2 separate regions of the Homo sapiens genome follow, and region 2 is linked to region 1. The links are chromatin loops, found by intact Hi-C in ENCODE. Cell type or tissue: OCI-LY7. All regions are shown on one strand. Each heading gives the region's core, and the rest is flanking DNA. Links, peaks and the distances in the headings are about the cores only.

Region 1 (11,085 bases), core at 1,779-9,778:
TTTTACTCCGGTTTTTGTAGTGGATACAGTTGCAAATTTAAACTGCTGTTAACTAGCTTACTTACATTTATTGTCTCATGCCATATAAGCCACATAAACAGGGTCTGAGTTCTTGATTAATTATAAAGTGAACATTTAAAAGCAGAGACTGCAGGTATTTTCAGTATATAACAAGACCATTGGTTTTTTAAAGATCTCCCAACTTGAGGTTCTTTTTTTTTTTTAGTACAGGAAAAGATTGCCTATGATATACCTTTTGAATGGACAGGGGCCTCACACCCCAAGGATTAGTTTCTAAAGTCACTGTCAGGCAGAACTGCATGTGGTCACAGTTATCCTTACATCATGCTCAGCACAGTGACAGGCGTATGACCTCAGGCACACACAGAGACCAAATGAAAATTTAGCAGATTCATGTCTCTTATCTCACATTCACTCTAGCACATTCTTTTTCTCTTTTTCCTCTAACCTCATGTAGTTTAATTTGCATGCATTACATGCATCTGTCTTGTGATTCCTCTAGATATTACGAAGAACAAGAGAGCTTATATGATACTTTTCTTCATAATTAAAATCAAGCGACAAGTTTACATTTTCTAAAGTTGGTAATTTTGCATTTAAGTTTCTTAGCTGTTACCTTTCACAATAGTAATAGATAGCATTAGACATCTTTAAAGTGAGCTATTACATACTGCTCTTATTTTAACTGATCGAGCTAAAATTAAAATGTACCTTTCTTTTTTAGGAGAACCTTTCAGCATTTAAACGTGATCCCCAAATCAATATTTTGCTGCTGCCCCTGCACACAGGTTCTAATGGATTAACTATCATTGAAGCAACTCATGTTCTCTTGGTGGAGCCCATATTGAACCCTGCCCATGAGCTTCAGGCCATAGGGAGGGTGCACCGAATTGGACAGACAAAGTAAGGACTAAAATTAGAATCAGTCACATTTGCTTCAGTTTTCTGAGAAACCAAATCAGTATTTAAACTCTTCATTTATGTTCATCATAGCGTACTTGTTTTTAATTACTTCCTTAGATACTACATTTTTTAATTATTTATTTTATAACTTATTTATTTATAACTTTTTAATTATTTAATTGAAAGGCATGAGATTTCCAACCCTCCCTTCTCTCCAAGAAGCAAACCCCCAAATTGTCCCAATTTTTTTCTTCCCTCCCACAAAAACCTTATCACTTTATCCAAAAAAAAGCTTGTTAGAAATACTTAAGACAGCTACAAAGTTGAAGGCATCCATCATGCCTTTGAGGAGAATGGAGTTTTGATTGTCTAAAGTAGTCCCGTGTTTAAAAGAAGACATACCTTGTACATGACTGAAAATAAATGGCTCCTTTTAAAATTCTTAACATTAGGAAAAGACACCCCCTAGGTCAGCTCCAAGAGATCATTAGATTCAGTTTAAGGCCCAAAGCAAACCTAATAATGAATATTATTATATGGCATGTATTACCTTTATTCATATATCAGAATAGACAGTTATCTTTGATAAGGCCTGCTAAATGTATTACCTTCTGGATGTTAGAAGTCTTTGATGTTTAAAAAAGGAAAAAAAAACACATCCATAATAAGCACTTACTAAATCAGTATTTATTGAGCACCTACTGTATGTCAGGCATTATTCTAAATACTGAAGATTCAAATTGAATGATACATAATTTATTTCCCCAAGGAGGTCACTGTGTAGTACAGGAAGCATGACTTAAAGTGTTGGGGTAGAATGTGCAAAAGTATAATAATAAAAGGACTGTGTTAACAAAAGAAGATAATGATCACTCGGGCCCTACAGAGTCAGGAAAGACTTTATGGTGTTAAGTCTTGAAGGAATAATTATTTCAAAGTTGGCTGGAAAAGGGTATTCACACAGCCAAAGAGAGTTATATATGCAAAAATACAATGGTGGGAAATGACATGACATTTCTAGGGACTGTAAGGAGTTTGGAATTGTTGCAGTATAAAGTATGAGAAAGAGATCATCGGCAGGAGATGAAGTCTTCTGTGTCATACTCAGAAATGTAGACTGCCCCGTAAGAAGTAGCGGGGAGAGAAAATAAAGGGCTTACTTGAAAACAGGAAAGAGACATGTTTATTAAACCTCTTAACAAATAGGGCAAAGTAACTGTAATAAATGCGGGCTTGTTCTAACATACCACCAAGTGGCATTTAAAATGCAGTCATGTCTTACTTGTTTTTTGTTGGTTTTCTTCTGTGTTTTTAAATATTGATTTTTTGTCCTACCAATGTTCTTTTAAAGCATAGGCTGGACTAGTCTCATATTTAAAACCACGAGTCCAAAAGGCCATTCAGCATTACCCAACAATCTTACTATGCCTCGCAAGTCAATATGTTTTTTTCTACTTTCTGAGGAGTCTGTCTTAAGTGTGTCTTCTTCCTCCCCATGGCGATCTTGCCTCATACAGGGGAAACATATACAATCAGATTAGAAGTACCTCATCTTTCCATCATCAACTTGAACAGTCTGCCTGCATCAGTACTCACATACTTTTTGGTAGATTTTTATTGAGTATCTTCTGTGTGCCAGGCACTGTTTTAGGAACATGAGATGTCCTCATGGAGTGCGATTCTAGCTGTAATGGGGTTGGTAGACAGAAAGGTGGTAAACAATAAACTAAGTACAATCTGGACTATGTTAGGAGCTGGAAAAGTAGAGCAGGGTGAGGAAGTAAAAGTGCAATGTTTGGGCAGGAAGGCATGCAAGGCCTTATTGAGAAAGTCTGAGCAAGGACTTGAAAGAAATGGGAAAATGGGAAAGTTAGTCATGCAGCTATCTTGTGAAAGAATGTTCAAGTAAACAGTGCTTTCGGTGCAAAGGCCCTAAATCAGGAGTGTGGTATGTTAGAAGAATAGCAAGGAGCTACAGTTGCTAAAAGGGAGAGAAGCAGGAGTTGAAGTGAATGGGCTCAGTGGGGAGAGGGATTACATTGGGCCCAGGAAGCCACTGTGAGGATGGTGCTTTTGCCCTGTGTGAAATCGGGAGCCATTGGAAGGCTTTGAACAGAGGCTTGGCATATCTCACTTAAGTTTTAAAAGAATCATTCTGAGTGCTGTGATAGGGTGGGAGTGAAGGGGAGCAAGGAAGAGTAGAAGCAGGGAGAGTCTTGGAGGCTATTGCAGTCATCCTGGTGAGAGCTGAAGGTGACCTGACCATGGCAGTAGCAGTGCACATGATGAGGAGTGGTCAGGTTCTGGATATATTTTGAAGATAGAACTGATAGTACTTTTGGACAGACTAGACATGGGGTATGAGAGGGTCAAGGATAACACCATGGGTTTTGGCTTGGACAACTAGAAGGATGAAGTAACCTTCAACTGAGCTGGAGAAGTCTACAGGGTAGAGCAGATTTGGTAAGGGAAGAACAGACATCCAAATGGAGATTTCTATTCTGTAACTAGATGTACAAGTCCATTAAGTCACGAGACTGAATGAGATTACCTAGGAGTGAGTTTAGATAGAGACAGAGTTTAGATAGAGGACCATGGACTGAACTCCAGGGCACCAAAGTTCAGCTGTTCTAGGAGAGGAGAAGGAAGCAGCAAAGGTAACAAATAAAGATCAAACAGTGAGTTAGGAAGAAAACCAGAAGACAGGAGTGTCCTAGGAACCAAGTGAAAAATGTACCTCAAAGAAGAGGTTATGGTCACCTGTTTCAAGTGCTATGAAAAATGTCAAGGAAGATAAGGATTGAGAATTGATCATTAGATTTAGCAACATGGAGATCAAAACCAGGTTAAGTGGTAGAGGTGACAGCCTGACTTTAGTTTTGGAGAAAATGGGATTTTGTGTATTTCTTATTTAACAAATATTTGTATAACAAAGAGAGGTTAGGTAACTTGCCCATAGTCAGGCAGCTAGTAGAAGCAGTGGCAGATTTCAGGCACAGCCATTCTGCCTTCACAGTACAAGCTTTAACCACAGTGCACTGCTGCTTCTGTGTGGCTGGTAAGGCCAGTATTTTGAGGAGTTTTGCTGCAGAGAAAAGGAAGAGAATGAGATCAAGAGAGGTTTTTGTTTTCCTTTCAAATGGGAGAATTAGTAAGAAAATGATTCATTAGAGACAACAAAAACTAGTGAAGGAGAACAGGGAGAATGCTTGACAATGTCCTTGAGTAGGCAAGAGGATATGGGATCAAACACTGAAGTGGAGGAAGGGGTTGGTAGTAGGCAGAAGCATGGATATGTCATCCAGTAATAAGCAGGAAAGTACCTCATATGCCTTCCCTTTTATTACAGCAGAAGTGTCCCTTTTCTTTCAAAAGCCATCCATTCATTTGTCCTGGACTCCATTCTTTCTCATTTTTCAAGGACAGGTGTACATTTCCCTTGTACAGGTTGAGCATCCCTTAACTGAAATGCTTCAAGTGTTTTGCCTGTAGGATTTTTTCAGATTTTAGAATATTTGCATATACATAGTGAGATATCTTAGGAATGAAACCCCAGTCTAAACATGAAATTTATTTATGTTTCATATACAAATTCTACTCATAGCCTGAAGGTGATTTTATATAATATTTTAAATAATTTTGTGCACAAAACAACGTTTTTAATGTGTTTTGACTGTGACTCATCACGTGAAGTCAGGTGTTGAATCCTCCACTTGTCACGTTGGCACTCAAAAAGTTTTGGATTTTGGGTTTTTGGTTAGGGATACTCAACCTGTCATATATTACCCCATAAATATGTCTTAATATTATCCATCTTTAGAAAGAAAAAAACACTCTGATACATCCTACCTCCATCTCTACTTTTTTATCCCCCATTCTCTGTCAACCTGTCTGGTTGATTTTCTCCCCACCATATCACTGAAGTGAGACTTATAACATTTCTAGTGACCTACTTCTTGCCAGTGGTCTGAGGGTTCTTTGTCTACACCCCTTCGATGAATTTTTCCAGTCTTAGGGCTTTAGGTAGCTTTTACAGGTTGATGACTCTCAGGTGTATATCCCCCAGCCCAGACATGCCCATATAGCTCCTGTCCCAGGTGCATATATCCAGTTCTAGCTCTGCACACATATCTCTGGACTCACCTTGGATACCTGTCTAATAGGTATCTGATAGGTTTCACATGGACAAAACAAAACTGTGTTGCTTCTGCACTCTCACTCCCACCCTGAGCTTTCCCCATCTTATAATGTGGCACTGTCATCTGTTCCTGCCCAGATCAGAAATCTCGGACTCTTCTATATTTTTCTTTTCACATCTCACATGCCAGTCATCTTTTAAGTTTTGTCAGCTCTACCTCCAAAAGATATTCCAAATCTACTTGACTGCTATCTCCACTGACACAACCATAGTGCATCCACCCTTACTTACCCAGATGACTACAGGACTTCTTAACTGGCTTCTCTGGTGCTCTTCTTGCTGAGCAAGAAGTACATCCTCCACACGGTTGCCAAAGGGATTTCTAAAGTACAGTCAGGTATACATCAAATCATGCATACAAACCCACCAAGGGCTTCCCATTATAACCACGATAAAATTCAAATGCTTGGTCACATCCTGGAAGGCCCTGTGTGACCTGGCCCCTGCACATCTCTCCACCCTTATTTTCACCTCTCTCCCTCGCTTACAGGATGCTTCTGCCATGCCAGCCTTCTTTTGGCCTCTTGAACATGTTAGGCTTGTTCCAGGCATATTCCCTTCCCGGGGACTGTGTATGTATGTGCTGTTTCTTCTGTTTGGATATTCTTCCTACTCCTCCTTTGCCTACTGGCCTCATTCCCATCACTCTTTTTTCAGTTTGCATGTCAGCCTGTTCTCCCAGCATTATATTTACCTGAAACCGTCTTACTCTTTTATGTGTTTATTGTCTGTCTCTCATTAGAATGTCAGCTCATGGAGATTAAATAGTTCATTTTATTCGCTGCTGAACCCCTCCCAGCACCTGCCACAAGTGGGCACCAACTGACTGATGAATATAGCATATAAAATGTGAAGTCGGTTTGTACTGATTTGTTTTACTATGTTTTTAAGCTTAAAATTCTTCTGTACCTTTTAGACCTACTATTGTACACAGATTCTTAATTAAAGCAACAATAGAAGAAAGAATGCAGGCAATGCTGAAAACTGCTGAGAGAAGGTAGGTAATAATTTACCACAAGTAGAAGGGGGAAGGTTTTCCTGTTAAAAGTTTGTATCTTTAGAACTTCTTCACTTAGATGACAACGAAAAATATAGCACAAATACGTTTTTAAAAGCAAAGTCTGACGTTTTGCCTTTTCACTGTTTCCCAGTCAGTGCTCCAGACTTTGTATATTTGAATTAATTTATTAATTGTAACATGTAAATATAAACTATACTACATTCCTTTGCCACATTGGATCACTTTCTGAGGCTGGGAGTTCGAAACCAGCCTGGCCAACATGGTGAAACCCCATCTCTACTAAAAACACAAAAATTAGCCAGGCATGGTGACACGCACCATAGTCTTAGCTAGTCGGGAGGCTGAAGCAGGAGAATCGCTTGAACCCCGGAGGTGGAGGTTGCAGTGAGCCAAGATCGTGCCACTGCACTCCAGCCTGGGCAACAGAACGAGTCTGTGTCTCAAAAAAAAAAAAAAAAAAAACAAACTTGTTAAGGTTAATTGTGGTGTCAATCCAAAGACAAAACAAAAGCAGAGAGACTAAACCAGTCTTAATTTTAAAAGCTTGACTCTGGAATCATAGAACTTTCTAATATTTATGGTATAATTTATTTAAATCTTTTTGAAAACATAAATCTTTCTACATCTTTAGGAGGTAGGTAGGATTGGATGGTACCCAAGGAAGAGATTATTGCCTTAGAAGGGATTGTCACATAGCAAAGAAGCAATTTGAAACTAGAAATTTTCTTCCATTGATGGTTTCTGGGAAGGAAAGAGGCTTCCACAAGGGCCTTTTTACCTAAAACATGAAGGCTTTTTAAAGTTCTTGTTTTCCTTGTGTATCAGACTTCAGTGATTTTTATTTAGGTTGTTTTAATAAAATAGCAGTTATGAGTTGTTTGAAATTCTCTTGAAACAAATTAACTTCAGGTGGTAAGAAGGTAATTTGTAAGGTGAGAGCCTTAGTAGCAGTAGTCAAGAGTTTTATTCTTTGTTCTATTAATTGCACAGAGAAAAAACACTTTGACAAACACTAAAAGTAATATATAGAAATCTTCACTTTGACAAGGTATAACAAAGATTTTATCACTTGCTTTCCTCTGGGAGTTTCTTATATCCCAATTACAAAAACTTAAGAAAAAATATGTGTCTAGTTCGTATTACTACAAATATAATCGCTGATGGCTTGGGGTTTCTTTCTGACTGTGCTCATTTGGGAAACCTTGCAGTCACACGAACTCATCAGCAAAGCATTCAGAGGCCTCTGTCTTGACTGTGGCTGACCTGGCAGACCTATTTACCAAAGAAACTGAAGAGCTTGAATGAACTACACTTGATTCATTCCATGGACTTTAGTGTATTAATAAACTTTCATAGCTGTAGAGCAAAGTTACAAGTTTTAAAAACCCAGTAGATAACAGTAACACTGTTCCTAGTTGAATGAATTTGTTTATTGTTCTGGTTATACAGTGGCTTAGTACTTATTGAGTCCTTTTCAATATACTGTTTCCAAAAGATCTATAAAGATTCTTAATTTTACACTCCTAATAAAACATTTATTTTTTGTCCCAAATAGTATCTATATCTGATGATGCAAGGGAATTAAGAGAGGTAATGTGTACTTTTCTTATGATAAGATCACTCATAAAACAGTTGGAATAAGAAAGTAAACTAGTCTAGTTTTATATGACCTGGTATATTGAACAAACATAGATCTCAGTTTTGGAAGGGCCTTCAGTATCTTTAGCACATGATTCACCAATATCTTGTTAGTAATATTTTAAGTAGATGGTGAATTATATTAACCCATTTTTTGAGTAGGCTTATACCATAACTTTACACCTAGTAATTTTGCAGTAATACAACTCCTTACAATAAGTTAATGTTAGACAGTTATTTGTTTCTTCTGCATCTTGCTACTGAAAACAAAAACAATGAAAATATTCATATTTCTATTATGTGTAAAGTGGTGTTAGTGTAAACAGTTAACTCCAAATAGATTTTTTAATGTATTAATGATTACCTTAAAATTATCTGCTTTCCCTACTCTTAATTTTTCTTATTGTTAAAGTTTTTATATGTTGTAAGATTGATGTATCTGTAAATATTGCAGTTTTTATGATTTTGTTTTATTATAACATGGAAATATGGCAGGGTTTTTTTTTTAATCATTATTATACTGATGTCTTGGATTCTTTTTCTTTCCCATGTTCTTGTGTAACTAGACTTTTTAGCCAGTGATATCTGAATTCATGGTAGAGTTGTTATTTCACTCCAGTTGTTCCTCCCTTAAGCACGAGTCTTTGACCTTTTGAACAAGAGAATGCCATGTTCACATAAGCAAATCGTTGCAAGTGATAATAACGAAGTGTTTCTTCTTCTGTGAGGAATTAATGGACTTTGAAATTGCTGAATAAGGAGTAGCTTGTTACATCCTAGCCATTTGATGTAATACAAATGTTCTTATTTGGCTTCCTTTTCTTTGAGCCTTCAGAGTTTTAAAGGACCCTCTTTGACCCTCAGGACTTATTAGCTCCCAGTTAGCTGCCTGGAAAACTCATAGAACCATTCCCTAGATCCCATTTGTCCGAGAGGCTTTGGTGCTTAGTTAAGGTGCATTTTCTTACTCTAGGTTTATAGAGTGATGTAATTCAACTGAAGAAAACACACACATGCTTTTGGTGCTTATTCTTCAGTTAAAAGGAGGTATCCATTGATTCTTTTATATGAAATTAAATCAAACTGTTATTTTTATAGCTCTTCACATATTAAAAAGAGCTTTCATGTACATTTACGTGTTTAATTTACCCAACAATCTTGTGAAGTTGATATAATTAATATCTTTACTGTTTTAAAGGTAGAGAACTGAAGTTCAGATATATTGAAACTTTCTTAGGACATGTAGCAAGTAAACAGTGGAGCCCAGGTCCCCTGACTCCATATCTTACATTCTTTTACTAATAACATGTCATGCTGAGATTCAGAAGGCCCATGCTTATAATTTAAAAATGAGACTATTTCAGTATTTCTTTGTGTTTGTTTTCTACTATTCCTTTCTGAGCTATGTTTTAGAGAAAACAATTTGATATGCTTCAATTTTGTAAAATCAAATTACATATATATAAAAAAACCTATCTGTATTAGACAAAAACTGTTTTTATTTATTTCTGTAAGATATCCATTAAATAAATATTTTAGTGGAAATGAAAATTGTGGAATTCTTTGATTTCTGAGACTTAGAACATATGGGGTTTTTTGGTTTTTTCTTTCAACAAAAGATATCAAAATGGCTAATACTATAGAATCCCATATTTTATATACATTTATTACATCTTAAAAACAATTGTGACAGTTTCCAATTGTTCAAAACAAGTACAAATCTGATCCTCACATTTTCTTGGCTGCAAACAAAGGATTTTTTAAGTTTTCTTTCTCTATTATTTTATAGCCTCTGAAATATTACTGTGTTTAGAAGTAGTTGTTCTTAAATGGGTGCTATGCTAATGAACCAATGAGACAAAATGAGATAGCCGCAATTGTTAGAGTAGTCCCAGTCATTAAACTTAAATGTGTTTGGACCTGGAGAATCATTTTCTGTAACATGATTCCAGATGAGTTCACTAGAACTAAAAAGATACATACAATGTAAAGTGCATATACCTAACGTCATAGCCTTTTTGCTTCAAACCCAGATAGCTCTGCTATGTTTATTGCAGCGTCACATTTCTCTTTGTATGTGACCTGAGCTGAATAAGCCATGCATGCATTCAGTTTTAGGAATTGTTATCTTTCATATCACATGAACAACAAACTAAAAATCTTAACATGATAATTCAACATGCAACTACTAATACTTTACAAATAATGATCAAACCAACTACTTACCTAAATATTTAGGAAATGAATTTAACAATGCAAGGTTAATCACCAATGCAAGCTATCCTGTCAGGTGGATAAAGTAAGAAATCATGTCTTTTTAATCTCCTGCTCTCATTTAATAGCTCTTCCAATGTGCTTAAGTTATTTACGTTTATTAAACGACGAGACAACCTTTCAAAAATGCAGAGATCACCGTGCTGAATAACCTCAGGCTTAAGTCGAATAAAAGGTATCTTTCAATTTTTCTAGAATTTAGCTAAACAAAATCCCACAATGTGCCATTTCATAATTTTTAACTGGCATACAAATGCAAAAATGGAATGTAAAAAAAAAAATGAGTGTAAACCAATTAAATGAATTAAAAACCAATGCAAAAACAAAAAAATGCATTACAACAGTCTAGTACAAGCAATGCATTTTAAGCCTGTCTACTCTGATAAATGACATCTAGTCAGTAAGACTTCTTCAAAGTGAGATCAGTTAACAGTTTTATAAAATTTTCTGTTTACAAGAATCTCTGTGTACCTCTGTTACATTGTGAAGCCCACATGAATGCTTATCACATGGAAGGGTCGAATATGAACCACTTGCAAGCCTTCCCTTAGAGGAAGGCTATGTAAGTAATTGATAACCCCAAAGGGAGTTCAAGCCTTATGCTAGGTATGTGGTGTTGCCTCTGAGTTACAAAACAGATAGTATCACATACAGAAAATAGCACGAGTACTTGGCAGAGGCCAAAGTTGCCATCTCCAGCCTTCCCCTGTCTTCAGACAGCCTTTTCAGGGGCATGTATAGCTCATCTTCGAAGAGTAAAGGTCCCCACACCATCCTCGTATCTTCATCATTTAATGTCAGTGACTCTCAATACTGATTTTTGGGGACTGACTTTGTTATCTTGAAACCAAATTTTTATTGCAGCTTATGCTTCTTTTCCTGCAAAATAGAAATTAAAAAACAGCCTCCATTATCTGTATAATGATCTTTATATAGGTCACTACTATTACTAAAATTAATAACTTTTTCCCTGCTTATCAAAAAATCAGCCTTTTTTAAATGGTCTGCCTTTCCAAACCCTATTGTTATC
Region 2 (11,085 bases), core at 1,370-9,369, 130 kb after region 1:
CAAAAAATATTATGATTACATAATATTTCTACTTTTCTTTTGTTGCAGCCAATTACATTGATTGATCTCCAAATGTAACCCTGAATTTCTGAGATAAAGTCCACCTCATTATTTTGTATTGCCATTGTTATGTACTGCATGATTTAATTTGCTAATAATTTATGAAGGACTTTTTCAAAGTTTATGAAATATATTGGTCCATAATTTTCTTATTAAATTTTTTTCAGGTTTTAGTACTGAGATTATGCTGCCCTCATAAAAAGAATTGAAAAGCAGTGTTTCTTCCTTCTATATTTTCAAAAAGAGTTTTTGTAGGTTGGTATTATTTATTTCTAATCTGTTTGATAGAATTTACCAGAGAGACTAATTGGGCTTAGAGTTTTATGTGAAGAGTTTGTAAAATTGGGAATCAATTTATTTTGTAGATATAAAAAGATGTTTAGAATTCTATGTTTTGAATCAGGTCCAGTATTTCATGTATTTCAATAAATCCATCAATTTTATCAAAGATGTTAACTTTATTAAATTTATATTTGTGCTGGGATAGCTGGCTACCCTTATGCAGAAGAATGAAACTGGGCCCCTACCTTTCACAGTATAAAAAAATTAACTTGAGGTGGCTGGCAAGATGGCCAAATAGGAACAGCTCCAGTCTGCAGCTCCCAGTGAGATCAGTGCAGAAGGTGGGTGATTTCTGCATTTCCAACTGAGGTACACAGCTCATTTCACTGGGACTGGTTAAATAGTGGGTGTAGCCCATAGAGGGCAGGCCGAAGCAGGGTGGGGTGTCTCCTCACCCGGGAATCACAAGGGGTTGGGGAACTCCCTCCCCTAGCCCTAGACTCACAATCATGTGGAAGGCAAAGGAGGACAAAGTCACGTCTTATGTGGCAGTAGGCAAGAGAGCATGTGCAGGGAAACTACCCTTTATAAAACCATTAGATCTTGTGAGACATATTCACTATACTGAGAACAGCATGGGAAAGACCCACCCCCATGATTCAATTACCTCCCACTGGGTCCCTCCCACAACATGTGGGAATTATGGGAGGTACAATTCAAGATGAGATTTGGGTGGGGACACAGCAAACCATGTCATTCAGCCCCAGCCCCTCTCATATCTCATGTCCTCACATTTCAAAACCAATCATGCCTTCCCAACAGTCCCCCAAAGTCTTAACTCATTTCAGCATGAAGTCAAAAGTCCACAGTCCAAAGTCTCATCTGAGAAAAGGCAAGTCCCTTCCCCCTATGAGCCTGTAAAATCACAAGCAAGTTAGTTACTTCCCAAAAACAATGGGGGTACAGGCATTGGGTAAATATACCCATTCCAAATGAGAGAAACTGGCCAAAATGAAGGGCTATAGGCCCCATACAAGCCCAAAATCCAATAGGGCAGTCATTAAACATTAAAGTTCCAAAATGATCTCCTTTGACTCCATGTCTCATATCTAGGTCATGCTGATGCAAGAGGTGGGCTCCCACAGCCTTGGGCAGCTCTGCCCCTGTGGCCTTGCAGGGTACAGCCCTTCTCTTGGTTGCTTTCACAGGCTGGCATTGAGTGTGTGCAGCTTTTCCAGGTGCATGGTGCAAGTTATCAGTGGATCTACCATTCTGGGGTCTGGAGGATGGTGGCCTTCTTCTCACAGCTCCATTAGGTGGTGCCCCAGTGAGCACTCTGTTGGGAATCTGACCCCACATTTCTCTTTTACACTGCCCTAGCAGAGGTTCTCCATGAGAGACCTGCTCCTGCAGCAAACTCCTGCCTGGGCATCCAGGTGTTTCCATATATCCTCTGAAATCTAGGCGGAGGTTCTCCAACCTCAATTCCTGATTTTGTACACCTGCAGGCCCAACACCACATGTAAGCTGCGAATGCTTGGGGCTTGCACCCTCTGAAGCAATGGCCTGAGTTGTACATTGGCCTCTTTTAATCCCAGTGGGAGCTGAAGCAGCTGGGACACAGGGCACCATGTTCCAAGGCTTCATAGAGCACTGGGGCCTTGGGCCAGGCCCATGAAACCAATTTTTTCTCCTAAGTCTCCAGGCCTGTTATGGGAGGGGCTGCCATGAAAGTCTCTGACATGGCCTGGAGATATTTTTTCCCATTGTCTTGGTGATTTACATTTGACTCCTTGTTACTTATGCAAACTTCAGCAGACTTAAATTTCTCCCCAGGAAATGTTTGTTTCTTTTTTACTGCATCACCAGGCTGCACATTTTTCAAACTTTTCTGCTCTGCTTCCTCTTGATGGCTTTGGTGCTTAGAAATTTCTTCTGCCAGATACCCTAAATAATCTCTCTCAAGTTCAAAGTTCCACAGATCTCTAGGGCATGGGCAAGATGCTGCCAGTCTCTTTGCACAGCAAGAGTGACCTTTGTTCCAGTTACCAAGAAGTTCCTCATCTCCATCTGAGACCACCTGAGCCTGGATTTCATTTTTCACATCCCTATCAGAATTTTGGTCAAATCCATTCAACAAATCTCTAGGAAGTTCCAAACTTTCCCACATCTTCCTGTCTTCTGAACCCTCCAAGTCTCTAGGAAGTTGCAAACTTTCCCACATTTCCTATCTTCTTCTGAGCCCTCCAAACTGTTCCAACCTCGCCTGTTACCCAGTTCCAAAGTCACTTCCACATTTTTAAGTATCTTTACAGCAGCACCCCATTCTACCAGTACCAATTTACTATATTAGTTCTCATGCTGTTAATAAAGACATATCTGAGACTGGGTAATTTATAAAGAAAAAGAGGTTTAATGGAATCACTGTTCCACATGGCTGGGAAGGCCTCACAATAATGGGGGAAGGCAAAGGAGGAGAAAGGCACACCTTACATGGTGGCAGGCAAGACAGCATATGTGGGGGAACTACCCTTTATAAAACCATCAGATCTTGTGAGACTTATTCACTATCAAGAGAGCAGCACAGGAAAGTTCTGCCCCTGTGATTCAATTACCTCCCACTGGGTCCCTCCCACAATATGTGGGAATTATAGGAGCTACAGTTCAAGATGAGATTTTGGTGGGGACACAGCCAAACTATATCAATTCATATATGAAATGCTACTTGACAATAAAAAATGAATGAAGTACTGATACATGTCTCAACTTGGATAAACCTTAAAAACATCGGGCTATGTGAAAGAAGCCAGACACAAAAAAGGCCATATATTGTGTTATTCCACTTATGTAAAATGTCCAGAATAGGCAAATCTGTAGAGAAAATTGATTAGTAATTGATAAGGGCTGAAGTATAAGGGTATGTGGAGTGATTGCTTATGGGTATGGGGTTTCTTCTTGGGGTGGTAAAATACTGTGTGAGTGTATAAAAACTGGTGAATTGTATACGTTTTAAAAGATGAATGTTATAGTATAACTTAACAATTTAAAATATCCAGTATGTAAAGTTTACAGATTTTAATGTCATTAACCTAAACAGGGTTTTGGAATTTTCACCTGTGCTTTGTTTTGCCTGCTCTTAATTTGATCAATACTGTGTGTTATGAACAGAAGTGCTTAGAGCATTAATCTCATTTGTGTACTTCAGAGAAGATCCACCACTGATAATTTATTCATTTATATTTGCTTTCTTCTGAATTAAACATTTATTCATCTTTAAAATTTAAAAATGAAACAAAATTGATTACAACATTACAACTCATAAGCACTCTCAGTCATTCACAATCCTGCAACAGTAAAAGGAGCAGCAGTGATAGTCCACCATTAATGAGTGTGGCACAGAAAATAGACTTCTGGTTATTTATTAATCTATTCTTGTTGACTTTAGCATCCATTCCTTTATCTCCCACTCCACTAAACATTTCTGGAAAGCCAAATGAGTGGAAATGATGTTTGTAAAGGGATGAACTTGAAATAGTGGATTGATGTCAAACTTTGAATCTTTGACACTATTAGCAAATTAATTATAAGAAACACTGGAGCTGAGATCTTGAAGACAGTGCAGCCTCAGGTTACTGAAATATTTACTTCCTAAAATATCCTCCTAAAAATAGTGTTTCATATTGCATTATTGTATTGACATCATCACTCTCTACCATTATGCAGCTCTGCTACTTTTTTAATTTGCGTTTCCTTGGAGTTACAGACACCACTTTTGGGAAGTATACTGTGTGCTGTAGGTACTCTGGGGATTAAAGAGTATGCAGAAACTTTTAGCTCATTGTTTCCACTGAGTACTGTCAAAGTGCTGATAACACAGGCTGCCAAAAGAGTATTTTCTAGACAAAACAGTAAAGGGGATGCAGAGCTACTGAGCCACTCTCTATTCCCTGCCTGAAGCATCTCCACCCTTTCATTCTAAGCAGGTACCCTTGCTTCTAATACCACAAAAAGCAGGATATAGATGAATTGTTACCTGCCTAGATGCTGAGACCAGACTACCTCCGTTGTTGCAACATGAAGTGATTGCACTATAAGGTAAGCAATGCAAGTACTGTGTTAACTGTCATTATTTGTCTTTTAAAGATGATACAACTAAGTTAGCACCGCAGAAGGATGCGACCCTTTCAGTGGAGGCTTCACCCTTCAGTGGAGCCTTCAAGAGTAGGCAGCACCCTTTCCTTGCCCAGGCACTGCCAAGATATTATTCAGCTTTCCTCTGGCTTTCACTGTTGCTATAAGAAATCAATAGTTTCCTTTGTAGGTTAACTGCTTTTTTTCCCCCCCTCTGACTGCTTTTAGGTTAACCTTTTTGTCACTGGTGCTCTTCATTTTCTTTTCTTTTCTTTTTTTTTGAGACAGAGTCTCATTCTGTCACCCAGGCTGGAATGCAGTGGCATGATCTCGGCTCACTGCAACCTTCGCCTCTTGGGTTCAAGTGATTCTCCTATCTCAGCCTCCCAAGTAGCTGGGCTTACAGGTGCTCACCACCATGCCTGGCTAATTTTTGTGTTTTTAGTAGTGACTGGGTTTCACCATTGTGGCCAGGCTCATCTCGAACTCCTAACCTCAAGTGATCTGCCCACCTTGGCCTCCCAAAGTGCCAGGATTACAGGCCTGTACCATAGCATCCGGCCTTCAGTTTCATTAGATAGATCTTGGTATCGATTTCTTATGCACTGCATTTGAATTCATCATAATTCTAGAATCTGAAGGGTTATATCTCTCAACAAGGTTTTCTCATTTAAAAAAACTTTATTTTATTTTAAGTTCTCGGATACATGCGCAGGATGTGCTAGTTTGTTACACAGGCAAATGCATGCCATGGTGGTTTACTGCAACTATCAACCCATCACCTAGGTATTAAGCCCTGCATGCATTAGCTATTTATCCTGATGCTCTCCCTCCGCCTTCGCCCGTGACAGGTCCCGGTGTGTGTCGTTCCTCTCCCTGTGTCCATGTGTTCTCATTGCTCTCAACGAGGTTTTCTATAAATGGTATCCAAGAAATGTGAACAGTAACTAGAAGGGGATGTGAGGAAGAGGAAGGTTTATTTTGTTTAAGATTCGAGAAATAATAGCTACATGTTATTAATGGATCTGACCTAGTAAAGAAAAATTGGTGATGCAGTGGGGAAAGAGTTACTGTAGTGAAGTCCTTGATTAGCTAAGAGAGAATGAGATTGTGTTGGGATGGAGGAATTAGCCTTAGAAAGGAGGACCAACAGTTACTGTAAGAGAGAGAAGACAGGGTGTATGAGTACAAGTATGTTTTGTTGGGCAGACTGGGTGGAGGTGAGAGTTTGTAGATTGTTTGTTTTTAAATTATTTCTGTGTTTTCAATAAAGATTTTGTCAAGTTGGCTCCTTCATATGTTTCTATGCAGATAGATATGGAAGATCAATTTGTGTCAGAAATTTGCAGTAAGCTTAGAAAAAAAATGCTGCTTATCTAGAGCAGTGATTCTCAATAGGGGTGACATTATCCCCAGGGGACATCTAATATGTCTGGAGATATTTTGGTTGGCCCACCTGCTGGAGGACTACTGGCATCTAGTGGGTAGAGGCCACAAATGCTGCCAAGCACCTGCACAGGCAAGCCCCACAAAACAGAAAACTGTGTGACCCAAAATGTCAGTTGTGTTGAGGCTGAGAAACTCTGATCTAGAGCAGTGGTGGGCAAACATTTTTTTAGAAAGGAAGGTAGAAAACACTTTAGGATTGGAAGCCATTTGGTTTCTATTGTATCTACTTAACCCTGCTATTGCAGTGTGAAAGCTGCCATAGACAAAATACTAGTGGTCCTGGCTGTATCCCAATAAGCTTTATTTATAAAAACAGGCAGGTGGCCCATGGGCAGAGTTTGATAACCTCTGATCTAGAGGACTCTTTTGCTTTTTCTGCAACCATCTAAGAAATAGAGGCAGAGTTTGGACTAATCATAGATGGTAGCCATCATTAAAACTTCTTCATTCTTGGTGAATATCAATGCTTTGATATGTTGGCTGTGCCCCTATTTGGTGCTTAGTGAATACTTTAAAATCTAGACTTAAATAAGTCAGTAAGTCACTAGTTTTTAATTTCAAAATTAAATTTTCTTCTCTCATTTCCCTGCCCCGCCACCCCCTGAGAGGGTCTAATAGCCACTCTTCTTAGTCATATGCTTAGGACTGCTATTATCCAAAAGATGATAAGCATTGGCAAGGGTGTGGAGAAAAGGGAACTCTAGTACACAGTTGGTGGGGATGCAGATTGGTATAGCCATTATGGAAAACAGTATGGAGATTCCTAAAGAAATGAAAAATGGGACTCCCATACAATCCAGCAATCCCTCTTCTAGGTATATATCCAAAGGAGCTGAAATTAGCACTTCATAAAGATATCTGCACTCCCAAGTTCAGTGCAGCATTATTCCCAATGCCAAGATATGGAAACAACCTAGTATCCATCAACAGGCAACTGTATAAAGAAAATGTGATACATATGCTGTTAAATATTATTCAGCCTTAAAAATTTGCCATTTGCTACAAAGTGGATGGACCTTGCGGACATTATGCTAAGTGAAACAAGCCAGATACAGAAATAAAATAGTGCATGATCTCACTTATAGTGGAATCCAAAATAAAACAGTCAAATACAGCCACGCATCACTTAACAATGGGGATATATTCTAAGAAATGCATTGTTAGGTGATTTCATTGTTGTGTGAACAGCACAGAATATACCTACATAAACCGAGATGGTAAAGCCTACTACAGACTACACACCTACACGGCATAACCTATTGCTCCTAGGCTACCAACCTGTACAGCATGCTGTAATATAATGATAAGTATTTGTGTATCTAAACATAGAAAAGGTACAGTAAAAATATGGCATAATAGATTTTTTTAAATGGCATACCTCTATAGGGCACTTCCCATGAATGGGGCTTGCAGGACTCGGGGTTGCTCTGGGTGAGTCTGTGAGTGAGTGGTGAGTGAATGTGAAAGACTAACACATTATTGTACACTATTGTAGACTTTAAAAAACTGTACACCTAGGCTACACCAAATTTATTAATTTTTCTTTCTAAAATAATAAGCTAAGTTTACGGTATCTTGTTAACTATATACATTTTTAATTAAAAAAAACTTTTTGACTCTTTTGTAATGACATCTTAAAACACAAACACATTATACAGCTCCACAAACAAATTTTTCCTTGTATTCTTACTCTGTAAGCTTTTCTATTTTTTAAATGTTGCTTTTTTTTCTATTTAAACTTTTTTGTTAAAAATGAAGACACAGACCCACCCATTAGCCTAGGCCTACACAGGGTCAGGATCATGAATATCACGGTCTTCCACCTCCACATCTTGTCCCACTGGAAGGCCTTTAGGGACAATAATACTTGTGGAGCTGTCGTCTCCTGTGATGCCAATGCCTTCTTCTGGAACACCTCCTGAAAGACCTGGCTGAGGCTGTTTTACAGTTAACTTTTTTTGAATACATAGGAATATATTTTAAACTAGCAATAAAAATATATAATGCAGTAAACACATAACCAGTAACACTCATTTGTTATCATTATTAAGTATTATGTGTGGTACATCATTGAATGTACTATGCTTTCACATGACTGGCAGCACAGTAAGTTTGTTTACACCAGCATCACCACAAACACTTAAGTAATGTATTGTGACTGCTACAACATCACTAGACTATGGAAATTTTCCAGCTCCATTATTATCTTATGGGACCACTGTTGTATAAGCAGTCCGTTGTCGACTAAAACATCATTACTGATGCTCGACTGTATACAGAGATAGAGAACAGTGGGGTGCGGGAGAAGGAAGAAATAGGGAGAAATAGGTCAAAGGATACAAAGTAGCAGATATGTAGAGTGAGCACGTCTAGACATCTAGAGATGCGCAACATGAGAATTATAGCTAATAAAATTGTATTATATTAGAGATTTTGTTAAATAAGTAAATTTAACAAAAAAGGATATAAAAATAACTACATGAGGTGATCGATATGTTAATCTACTTCACTATAGTAACTATTTTATTATTCCTTTAGTTCCCATAACATAATGTTGTAAACCTCAAATATACAAAATAAAATTTATTTGTTAAAAAGCTGGCCCCCACATCTCTATTGACATCATTTTGAATTGTTGTTTTGGTAACCTAGTATCCTCCAGACTTGGCAGTATATTTTCTATCTAGATTAATTTAATGTTATTTGAACTGTAGCATCTTTTATGATGCAGCAAACAAAATTGGAGCCTCAGAATATTTTATAAAAAAATAGAAGACCTTTGTAGTTAAATGATCTTGAGTTCCAGTATCAGCTCAGCCATTTATTAACTTGGAACTGAGAAGTAATTTATTTAACCATTCGAGCTTCATTATCTTAAATAGCAAATTTCTAATTTACAAAATTGTTAAGGGGATTTTATTAGATAATGTAACCAAAGTTTGAAATTCAGTGACAACCACAAGGTAGCTTTTTAGTAATTAGTGGCTTTTAGCAATAGTATTATTATTAACAAACTACTTGAGAAAATCCAAATATTTCTGAGGCAATTAGACTTTTCCCCAAACATTTTGCATTTTAATCCAGACATTTCACTTTTTTAAACAGTGAGATGCCTGATAGACTGTTCTGTAAAAACAAATACTAATCCTGTGGTATTTCTTTGTGCCTAAGATAGTTTTTGCATATTTCTGCTTGTAGAAATGTCACACTTTCAATTTTCCAAGTACAAATTGTCAGACAAGTCCTATGTAAAAGAGAACTGTTTTCTGAATCAGTAAATACAAGAGAAGTTGGGAAAATCTTCCCTATTTCACTTTCTTTCTCATAGTTACTTAGCAACCAGCTAGTACCTTTGAAAAATCTCCTTTGAATACTAAATACTATTGAGATTTGTGTTTATTACTAAGTTGAGGATTAAATACGCAGTCACCATTTCCCTAAAGGACACAATTGAAACCTAGGTAAAATTACCTCATTGCCACGAAGAGACCAATATTTGGCCCTTCCTGTTTATGTGCTGTTACTTACGCATAATATAGTCATAAGAAAGTCCCTGAGACTGGGATTACAAATAGGAATGTGTAATGCAGCCGACAACTCTTCTTTAATATTTAATATAAGTCAGTCCTCCATAGGCATTCCTTACTTGATTTGAGAACACACACAGTTAGTGTTATATGAATAAGGAGACAGTGCATTTTGGTTTGCCTGGGATGATCTAGTTTACCTCTGTGGTAAATCAGTTAAAACTGTTCATTATTTTAGCACTTCTTTCTATTCCCCAAACTGACCTGTTGTGGATAACAAATTGCATGGTGACCCTAGATTTGAAAATTTGGAGGCACTCTGAAAGAAAGCAATTGAAATATGGTTAGAGGCATTGGGAATAGCCCCTATGAAGAAATGACAAAAGGAATTGGCTTTATTTGTTGAAAAAAAGAGAAAACTTAGGGAGATTATGCTCTTCAAGAAGCAAATATGGAAGGGTACGCTCTAAGAAGAATCAAAAGCTTCTGCCTCTTTCCTTCCCGGGGCTGAACAGCATTACAATTCACACACTGGAGGTATGCTGTGTAGAAATTAGAGGTTAGGAAGCCACTGTACACACTAAATTGCACTCCCAGTAAAGGTTATTTTTTCCTGTTTTGAATATTCTTTAAGAAACAGATAGTATATGGACATACTCTATGGCTTACCAATTCTACTCCTAGGTATAAACCCTAGAGAAACTTGTGCAAATATACATAAGGATGTACCAACCAGGATTTTATTAGCTTCACTGTTTGTAATAATCCCATACTGAAAATAACTCATCTATCTGCTAACAATAAAATTTAAAAAGTATGAGGTCTTCAGATAGTGGAATATGCTATACATAAGCAAAAATAATTGAAGCATAGCTACATGCTACAATATGTAGATATTTGAAAAACATCATATTAAGCAAAAGACATAAGTTACAAAAGAATACATGAAGTATGATTTCCATTTATACAAAACTCAAAAAATAGGCGAAACTAATTATTTAGCATTGGTAGCTCCAGACAAAACCATAAATAAAGGATTCAAGTTCAAGCATTAAGTTGAAACATATGAAACTTCAGATCTTCAACCATTTTTAACTTACAAAAATGGGCAAATTTGGTTTAATTAAGTAGCTTATTTGGGAGGGACAAAACATAGCTTAAGAGTGGCCAGGCACGGTGGCTCACGCCTGTAATCCCAGCACTTTGGGAGGCTGAGGCGGGCAGATCATGAGGTCAAGAGATTGAGACCATCCTGGCCAACATGGTGAAACCCCATCTCTACTAAAAATGCAAAAATTAGCTGGGCTTGGTGGCACATGCCAGTAGTCCCAGTTACTCGGGAGACTGAGGCAGGAGAATCGCTTGAACCTGGGAGGCGGAGGTTGCAGTGAGCCGAGATCACACCACTGTATTCCAGCCTGGTGACAGAGCAAGACTCTGTCTTTTTTTTTAAAAAAAAAAAAAAAAGAAAGAAAAAAAAAGCTTAAGGGCGAGGAAATAGACAAGGAAGGGAAGCAGTGCATTTTCAAACCACTTAACCACTGTGAATGTCTGCAACTTAATCCCATTATGGTAACACTAGAGAGCCAGTGAAAAACATGCACCAGGATTAACTTATTTTAGGGGTAATGAAGTT

Evidence for each region. Peaks named below come from ENCODE experiments on the same cell type or tissue, not always from the same donor. Only the 100,000 strongest peaks of a DNase experiment are listed, where the experiment ranks them.
Region 2: it touches region 1 in a loop (10-fold over the local background); 9 of 110 quality-filtered maps call a loop at or near these places.

Annotation. Positions count from the first base shown.
Region 1 is chr6:145,883,054-145,894,138 of GRCh38, reverse strand. It overlaps SHPRH (SNF2 histone linker PHD RING helicase), which reads left to right. Exons shown (of 30, transcript NM_001042683.3): 28 at 746-924; 29 at 6,039-6,119; 30 at 7,352-9,332. The coding sequence ends at 7,448. It overlaps EPM2A-DT (EPM2A divergent transcript), which reads right to left. Exons shown (of 3, transcript NR_038246.1): 3 at 7,554-10,934. Among named protein-coding and RNA genes, the nearest start is that of FBXO30, 74 kb to the right of the region's middle. In OCI-LY7, for the core only: CTCF peaks have their summits at 5,717 and 5,924 (motif pointing right); a DNase peak (open chromatin) is centred at 5,938.
Region 2 is chr6:145,756,639-145,767,723 of GRCh38, reverse strand. The region is part of intron 1 of EPM2A-DT (EPM2A divergent transcript); the gene reads right to left. It overlaps LOC105378039 (a long non-coding RNA gene), which reads left to right and starts at 4,105. Exons shown (of 3, transcript XR_007059799.1): 1 at 4,105-4,437. In OCI-LY7, for the core only: CTCF peaks have their summits at 5,743 and 5,945 (motif pointing left); a DNase peak (open chromatin) is centred at 5,913.